Regions from separate parts of the Homo sapiens genome. Here region 2 is linked to region 1. The links are chromatin contacts, found by Hi-C or POLR2A ChIA-PET in ENCODE. All regions are on one chromosome and are shown on one strand. The core of a region is the stretch at or near the end of the contact, and the rest is flanking DNA. Distances in the headings are between cores, read along the strand shown. Region 1 holds the start of ZNF777 (zinc finger protein 777). Region 2 has its middle 3.8 kb from the start of TRC-GCA15-1.

The links. Hi-C counts contacts between places; a loop is a spot of excess contacts on that map. ChIA-PET counts read pairs that join two places held with the same protein, here RNA polymerase II (POLR2A). Pooled maps may share reads with other maps.
Region 2: a loop to region 1 is called in a pooled map, with 2.0 times the contacts of the local background. The contact joins the enhancer-like site here to the promoter of ZNF777 in region 1. A Hi-C loop is called at or near these places in 3 of 37 single-sample maps with no recorded cell type and 10 of 50 pooled maps. POLR2A ChIA-PET finds 5 or more read pairs at or near these places in 4 of 52 experiments (H1, activated naive CD4-positive, alpha-beta T cell and activated naive CD8-positive, alpha-beta T cell).

Annotation. Positions count from the first base shown.
Region 1 is chr7:149,458,997-149,463,490 of GRCh38, reverse strand. It overlaps ZNF777 (zinc finger protein 777), which reads left to right and starts at 2,429. Exons shown (of 6, transcript NM_015694.3): 1 at 2,429-2,676. RefSeq lists silencers at 2,449-2,788, 2,959-3,028, 3,319-3,398, 3,409-3,768.
Region 2 is chr7:149,578,727-149,583,220 of GRCh38, reverse strand. It overlaps the pseudogene ZNF767P. Among named protein-coding and RNA genes, the nearest start is that of TRC-GCA15-1, 3.8 kb to the left of the region's middle. Within about 2 kb of position 2,065, at least 2 of the 41 ENCODE cell types and tissues checked have a DNase peak (open chromatin) inside an H3K27ac peak, as active enhancers do.

The DNA.
Region 1 (4,494 bases), core at 1,180-3,679:
TGCCTCAGCCTCCAGAGTAGCTGGGACTACAGGCGCCCGCCACCATGCCCAGCTAGTTTTTGTATTTTTAGTAGAGATGGGGTTTCACCATGTTGGCCAGGCTGGTCTCGAACTCCTGACCTCAGGTGATCCACCTGCCTCGGCCTCCCAAAGTGCTAGGATTACAGGCATGAGCCACCATGCCCGACTGAAATGTTTTATATCTTGATGGCAGGTATGGAGTACTTAAGTCTTTGCATTTGTCAAAGCTAGAAAAGCCATAAACTTGAAATCTGTGCATTACACTGCATATAAATAATACTTTAAATAATTTTAATGTTTGTGCAACACTTACCATGAAACATGTTAAAAGACAGGCTGGGAGAAGATATTTGCCATCTGCCCATCTAACAAGGTATTGTGGAGATTATATACATAAACATAAAATGTATGCTAACAACAGTATAAAAGATGGTAGGGATAACCTGTTGTAAGGTTATCACACCATATGTGAAGTGGCATAATTTATGTAGACTGTTAGAAAATTAAAGATGTATATTGTAAAACTGAGGACAACCATTTAAAATTATATGTAACTAGTAAGAGAATGGTGAAAAATAGAAATTACTAAGAAATAGAATACTAATATAAAAATAGAATTAAAAAAAAAAACCTCAACCTCAAAGCAGGCAGTTGGGGAGAGAGAGAGAGAGAGAGAGAGGTATCACTGAACACCTGGAACACACAGAAAATAACTAGTAAGATGGTAGATTTAAATGCAATCGTATTAGTAATCACATTAAATGTTTGGTGATATGATTAAGATCCAGAATAGATTTTTAATGAAATACCTATAAGCCAATAAGAAAAAGATCTCACAACAGAAACATTGGCAAATGATATGAAGAGGAAATTCACAGAGGAAGAAACCAAATGTCAGTAAACATGAAAAGATGTCCAACTTCATTAATCAGGGAAATACAAATACAAATTAAAATAATGAGCTACCATTTCACAGTCATCATGTCGGCAAACGTTCTGAGTCCATTATCAGTAAGTATGAGCCAGGATGGGGAAAGAGAAAATCACACGATAGTGGGTGTGTAAGTAGGCACCATCCCTTCAGTGAGCAGTTCGGGAAGCCGGGGAAAGATGAAGGTGCTCTTGCCATCCAGAGTCCCATGTCTAGGCGTCTCTAGAGACGCACTTTAGCAGTGCACAATGAGACATGCATGCAGATGTCGCTGGCAGCAGGTTTGTTCTCATTCCTCTAGGGGGAATGGAACGTAAACTGTAGTTTATGTATTCAATGAAATACTATATTGTGGGTAAAATGAATGAACCAGATATTCTTGTTTAAACATGTCTGTATCTCAAAAACAAAATGACCCATGGAAAAAAGCAAGTTGCAACAGGATAGGGACTGGATAATATCATTCACATAAAATGTAAAAATACCAAAACCAGTAGTGTGCATTGTTTACGAATGCACACATGTTAGTTAATGCATAAAGACCTGGGTGAGAACTCTAGCCTCCGGGAAGGGAGGGGACAGGATGCATAGCTCTGGCCTTACCTCTATCTGTAACTTTCCTTTTTTTTGTTTTTTGAGACGGAGTCTTGATCTGTCCCCTAGGCTGGAGTGCAGTGGGGCGATCTCGGCTCACTGCAACCTCTGCCTCCCGGGTTCAAGAGATTCTCCTGCCTCAGCCTCCCAAGTAGCTGGGACTACAGGGCCGCGCCACCACGTCCAGCTAATTTTGGTATTTTTAGTAGAGACAGGGTTTCATCACGTTAGCCAGGTTGGTCTCGATCTCTTGACCTCGTGATCTGCCCACCTCAGCCTCCCAAAGTGCTGGGATTACAGGCATGAGCCACCACGTCTGGCCATAACTTTCCATTATCTGAGCTGCCAGCATACTGAGTCCTGTTGCCTTCCAAGACCAGCTCCACTCCTGGGGTTCCATTAGGTAAACACAATGTCCTCTGCTCCCCCCCGCCGTCTTCCCTCACTTAAGTTAGTTCCAGTTGGGCTTCATCGCTAGTAACCAGGACGCCTGCCTATAGTTTCTTCTTTTTTTTTCCTTTTCAATTCATCCCCAGTTCTCGCCACCTCGTAGGTATTCAATTAATACATGTTTAAGTGGACCTGTCCAGGAAGGGGAGTTCTCAACTCTAAGCTCCTGCATTTCTTTTGGGACTTCTCATGGTTACAAAGAGCATTCATTCATACTGTGACTGAGGGTAAACAAGTCGCTGCCCACTCGGCCTCAGTTTCCTCCTAAATGACCCGTCTGGCCACTTCCAGCCCCAGCAGGGTCTGATTCTAGGAATTCGGTCCTTTCATGTCGAAAACAACACTCGGGCATTTCACAAAAGCACCCAACCCCCTGGCTCCCCTTGGAAGCACAGCCCGCGTCCCTGGAACCCGGGCTGCACTGAGCTGGTCACATGAACTCCGGGCTTTCTCTGGTGTGACGGGTTTCTTAGATCCCTTTGTGAGCGCAGGTTTTGAAAGGGAACGACCCCGGGTTCTGGGTGTGAGAGGCGCAGGGGATCGGCGGGAGGAAGGCTGTCGGAGCCAATCAAGCCGCCTCCAGACCCCAGCACGTCGCCTGGGCTGCGCGCTCCGACTGCGCCTCCGCCCGCGCGCCTCCCGGCCTCGCCCGAGGGTGCCTGGGCAGGCGAGGACCCCAGGTGAGAGGCCGGAGGGTCCTGGAGGGTGGGAGGCCCCGGCGGTTCGGCCCGGGCTCCACGACGGGCTGGCCCGGGCTCAGGGCGTGTCCGTCGCCGCCGGGCGGCTCGCTCGACACTGTTCGCTCCTACCGGCTGTAGATGGAGCTGTCTGGGTTCCGGCAGCCTCCGACGAGCCTCGGAGTGTTTCTCTTTAAACGGCCTGAGAGGGACATGCCTCCCAGGATGCAGTTTGTAGCAACATGGCAGCTGCTGTGCAGCTCCCCTGCTAAAGAGGCGCCGGGACGGCAGCGCAGCTCGCAGCCGGGGCCGGGGCCGGAGCTGGGGTCCCAGCCGCGGCCGCAGAGGGGCGGCGCGCGGGCCGGGGGCCGCCGTTGAGGGCCGGGGCCCAGCTCGCCGCCGGGACGCAGCCGGCCGGGCCGCCCGCACAGCCGCGCGCCCAGCTCCGACGCCGCCGCTCGGGCTCCGCGACCCCGCGCCCGCTCGCCCCGCGCGCCCCGAGCAGGCCGGGGCCCGACGGCCGCGCGCGAGCCCCGGCGGGGAAGACAGGGCTGGGCCGGCGCCGCCTGCGGAGAGCGCCGGGCGGCCGGGCCTGCGTGGGGCCGCGCGCAGTAGCGGCGGCGGCAGTAGCGGCGGCGACTCCGGGGGCCCGGGCCGGACAGCGCAGGGCCATGGCCGAGGCGGCCCCGGCTCCTGTGAGGGCGGCCCGCGCGCGCACGGACGCGCGGCCTCGGGGCCCCGGGGACGGCCTGCGTGTCCCGGGCTCGGCGGCCCGGCCTGGGATCTCGGTAAGGGGCAGAAACGCTACGACGTTGGCGCGGGGGGTGGGGGCGCCCTGGAGGGGGCCCGCGCGTCTTGACCCGGGCGGTGGGGGAGGGCTACGGGCCTCGCCGCCGTCCGTGCGAGGGAGGCTGCTCTCACGCCCGGCCCGGCACACACGCGGCCCCGAGGTGGGGCGCCCGGAGGCGCGCTCGCTCCCTGCGGGGCCCGCGCTGCGTCCGTCGGGGTAGCCGCCGGCACGTTTTCCGCAGAGCTCGGCCCCGCGGAGCCTTCCCCGGCCCGGGCGCGGCGCTGACGCGGCTCTCCCATTTCGCAGAACGGAGACACTGAGGCACAGACACCTGGCGGCGACCCGCCCTGCCGGCCCCAAGGTCACGTAGCAAGGCATCCGTGGCACGGTGCGGCAGCCCCAGAAAGGCCTGCCCAGAGGGCTGCGGGCCTGGACGGGGAGGGGGTGGCTCTGGCGGCGGCCGCCCCTGGGTGAGGGGCTGGGCCGCCCTGGCAGCGGACGCGGCCCGTCGGGGGCGGCGGGGGAGGCCGGGCAGCGCCCAGCTGGGCATCTCCGCGGTGGGAGCAGGTGACCCTCTGAGCTCCAGCCTCTGCCTCCGGCCTCTGCGTCTGGAAGGTCGTAGGCTAAACTTTGAGTGCCCTGACAGATGGTGTCTGGGGAGTAAGCTTCTCAGGGGTTGGGGGCTGATGTTCCTCTTCAGGAAGACACTCTTAAAAAATCATCCCTCAGATCCTCCCGCAGACCTGCTCTTTGAGACGCCCTGGCCGTGCTAGTGAGAGGATTACTGCATGGGAGTCAGTGCCTTTGAGCCTCAGTTTCCTATTGTGTACACAGGAAGGAGGCAGGATATATAGCTTTCTAAAAAGCATCCCAATTCTTTAATCAAAAAAAAACTCATGAGAAAATAAAATCAAACGAAGATGTTTACATGCCTTACTCTGGGCTCAGGCCTTCGGGGCCCTTGAATGGTATATAATGCTGGGTGAACCATACTGGGTCATTCAAAAAAATGCCATGACTTTCTTAATAAG
Region 2 (4,494 bases), core at 816-3,315, 120 kb before region 1:
GCCGGCTTGGCTTTCATTCCAGCATGACATCACCCACATTAGCATCTCATCAACCTCCCAGGCAGCAGGAAGATGGAAAAGACAAGTCTTTCCTGTAAGGACATCCATCACTTTCACCTGCATCTCATTGACCAGCCTTATGCCTGTGGCCTCACAGCTCCAAGAGGGTCTGGGAAATGCAGTTTTCCTTTGGGGAAGCCATGTGCCCAGCTGATAACCAAGAAGCAGGGTAGAAGACACTGGTGGAAAATGCTGAATCTCTGTCTCACCACACACCTTGAGAGCTGCAGTGAGTAGAGTTTGTGAACATTTGTAGAGCTGTGAAGATGGAAATCTCTTAGCACTGGAAGTCCTTAGCATTGGAAGCACATTGTCATGGTGTTTGACATTCCTGGGGACAAAAGGAGAAGGTGGTGAGGAAAATAGGATTGTTATTCTGTCGTGGTGTTTGACATTCCTGAGGACAAAAGGAGAGGGCGGTGAGGAAAATAGGTTTGTTAGTCTGGTTCTAAAAATGTCCAATGTTTCTGGAGTGTAAAATATCAGAGAAGACATGAATGGTGAGAGAGTGGTGGAAGGAGATGTCTTTGAGAGAGGGAAGCAGGGAGGGATGGCGGAGGAGCTGGGGCTTGGGGGCAACATGGAGAATGTGACTGAGAAGGTGACCCCACCCTCTGTTCTGGGAGTTGAAGGGGAGGGATGGCTTTAGGGGAAAGCTGGCCTTCAAATGTACAAGGAGTCATAAAAAGGCAGACTTGCAGGGCAAGGTTAAGGTGGAAGAAGACTGTTTATAGAGTAGCTGGAGGGCTGGCGGGCTTGGGTAGAGGAGCTGAAACAGTAATGGGGATACAGGAAGGAGGCTGCCCCAAGAGACCATTTCTACTAACAGAAGGTATTGGAGGGCAGGGACAGGAAAGGGGCAAGTACCCAAGTTCTAGGCCAAAGCTCTAAGTGTGGAACTGAAACAGCAAAAGCTACCTCTTAAAAATTTAAGTTTTTGTAGGTACATAGTGGTATATATTGATGGGGTACATGAGCTATTGGGAAACAGGCATGCAATGTGAAATAAGCTCACCATGGGGAATGGGGTATCCATCCCCTCTAGCATTTATCGTTTGAGTTACCAGTGCCACTTTTTGGAGGGAAAAAAATACTAAATAAAAAGTTCACATCTCTTGTTAAAAGAATCCGCTTTAATGAGTAAGAAATTATGAAACATATCATTGAAAATAAAAGAAGTTCTGTTTTTCAGGCCATACATCTTATACTAATAAGGAGAGTCACAGGATGCAGAATATTTTCAACTCAGAGGAGTAGAGCAAAGTGTCATTTGCAAAATGATCAAATTAGACAGAGCCTCAAGTGACACTACACTTGACCAGGCTCTGTCTTCAGTGCCTGCTTCTCTGTTGTGTTTTCCTGCCATTCAATGTAAAGATAGTAAGACTTTGCTGCTTTCAAATACTTTTATTACCAGAACATGTTTTCAACCTATCTAAAGTATAAACTTATGTTGTTTATATAAATCTGAAGAATTATTAAATATAAGGTAGTTTTTAAAAAGGTTCATAAAACATGATTAGTATAAGGGATACTAAAAATCATGAATTGTGCTTCAGAATTCTATGCTGTATAGTTGAACCTCTATGAATTTTAAGATTTGTGTCAAAAAAGCTGTTTGTTCTCTAAAGCATAGAACGCCATGACATCCTCTAGTTTTTGAGATGGTTGATGTAATTCAGTGATCCCTTCTGCAGAAGTTCACCTTTAAAGCTTAACTATGATGTAAAATTGCCGTTGATAATTGGAACATCTGAACACAACGTAGAACTTTACTTACACTTTAACATGTTGACATTTCATCCTCTGCAAACTGTCTTGGCCTTATAAGGGCTTACTGATTGAGCTATAGATCCTGGTGGTTTGTCTTGGAAATAGAAGACCAATACCACCCCATCCCAGAGAGAATGTCTGGATCAGGCAAGGGAAAAATTAAGACAACTAGGAAATGTTGAAACAGCCTTTGTTCCTGGAAGATGCTGTTCTGGTCCAGTTTTTTTGTTTTGTTTCGTTTTGTTTTTGGTTTTGGTTTTGGTTTTGGTTTTGGTTTTGGTTTTGGTTTTGGTTTTGGTTTTTTGAGACGCAGTCTCACTCTGTCGCCCAGGCTGGAGTGCAGTGGCATGATCTTGGCTCACTGCAAGCTCCGCCTCCCGGGTTCACGCCATTCTCCTGCCTCAGCCTCCTGAGTAGCTGGGACTACAGCCACCCACCCCCACGCCTGGCTAATTTTTTGTATTTTTAGTACAGACGAGGTTTCACCGTGTTAGCCAGGATGATCTCGATGTCCTGACCTCGTGATCTGCCCGCCTTGGCCACCCAAAGTGCTGGGATTACAGGTGTGAGCCACTGCGCCCGGCCTCTGGTCCAGTTTTAAGTGCTGTCTACATAAGTGTGAAATGAAATTCAATCTTGGGGGCCCCAAATCACTAAGCTAAATGGAAAAGTCCAGCTGAGACCTGCTTAGGGCAAACCTGCCTCCCATTTTATTCAAAGTCACCCCTCTGATTATGAGATAAATCTCTATCAGATTGCCTCCTTTAGAGAGGCTCATCAGAAATGCAAAAGAGTGCAACCTTTTGTCTCTTCTCTACCTATGACCTGGAAGCCCCCTCCCAGCTTCCAGTTGTCCCACCTTCGCCTGGTGTTGTCCCACCTTTCTGGATGGAACGAGTGTACATCTTACACGTATTGATTAATAGCTCATGTGTCCCTAAAATGTATAAAACCAAGCTGTGCCCCTACCACCTTTGGAACAGGTTGTCAGGACGCCCTGAGTCAGTGTCACAGACACGCATCTGCGTCCTTGGCAAAATACACTTTCATAATTAATGGAGACCTTTCTCTAGATATTTGGGGTTCACCTAAGGATGAATAAGAAGAGGCAGAGTGGGAACAGGGAGACTTGGGCTACGGAGGCTTCTTGGAAGCTCTGCTAAAGTGGGGTCTTGCCCTTTGCTACAGTCTAGAGCCTCCTGGGAGCTTTTATCATGCCTGGGCCCCACCCTGGATGCTCTGATTTAATTGGTCTGGTGTGAGGCCTGGGAAATGGCACTTTCATGGACTCTTCAAGTGATTCTAATTTATATCTGGGGTTAAGAACCACCACTTTCTAGCCTCAGCATTTGCTGATTTCAGAAAATAATGAAACCTTTACCCTAGTGTCTAATAAGGAAGAAGTTAAAACGTAGACACCTATTTAAAATGTCGTAGTGGGGGGCGGTTCCAAGATGGCCAAATAGGAACAGCTCCAGTCTACAGCTCCCAGCGTGAGCAACACAGAAGACTGGTGATTTCTGCATTTCCATCTGAGGTACCGGGTTCATCTCACTGGGGCTTGTTGGACAGTGGGGGCAGGACAGTGGGTGCAGCCCACCGAGCATGAGCCAAAGCAGGTTGAGGCATCGCCTCACCTGGGAAGCTCAAGGGGTCAGGGAATTCCCTTTCCTAGCCAAGGGAAGCGGTGACAGACGCCACCTGGAAAATCGGGTCACTCCCACCCCAATACTGCGCTTTTCCAACGGTCTTAGCAAACGGCACACCAGGAGATTATATCCCGCACCTGGCTCGGAGGGCCCCACGCCCACGGAGCCTCGCTCATTGCTAGCACAGCAGTCCGAGATCGATCTGCAAGGCGGCAGCGAGGCTGGGGTAGGGGCGCCCACCATTGCTGAGGCTTGAGTAGGTAAACAAAGCAGCTGGGAAGCTCGAACTGGGTGGAGCCCACCGCAGCTCAAGGAGGCCTGCTTGCCTCTGTAGACTCCACCTCTGGGGGCAGGGCATAGCCAAATAAAAGGTAGCAGAAACCTCTGCAGACTTAAATGTCCCTGTCTGACAGCTTTGAAGTGAGCAGTGGTTCTCCCAGCACGGAGTTTGAGATCTGAGAATGGACAGACTGCCCCCTCATGTAGGTCCCTGACCCCTGAGTAGCCTAACTGGGAGGCACCCTCCAGTAGGGGCTGACTGACACCTCACACGGCCAGGTACCCCTCTGAGATGAAGCTTCCAGAGGAGTGATCAGGGAGCAACATTTGCTGTTCAGCAATATTGGCTCTTCTGCAGCCTCCGCTGGTTTTACCCAGGCAAACAGGGTCTAGAGTGGACCTCCAGCAAACTCCAACAGACCTGCAGCTGAGGGGCTTGACTGTTAGAAGGAAAACTAACAGAAAGGACATCCACACCAAAACCCCATCTGTACGTCACCATCAACAAAGACCAAAAGTAGATAAAACAACAAAGATGGGGAAAAAACAGAGCAGAAAAGGTGAAAATTTTTAAAATCAGAACACTACTCCCCCTCCAAAGGAACGCAGCTCCTTGCCAGCAACGGAACGAAGCTGGATGGAGAATGACTTTGACAAGTTGAGAGAAGAAGGTTTCAGATGATCAGACTTCTCCGAGCTAAGGGAGGAAGTTCAAACCCATCGCAAAGAAGCT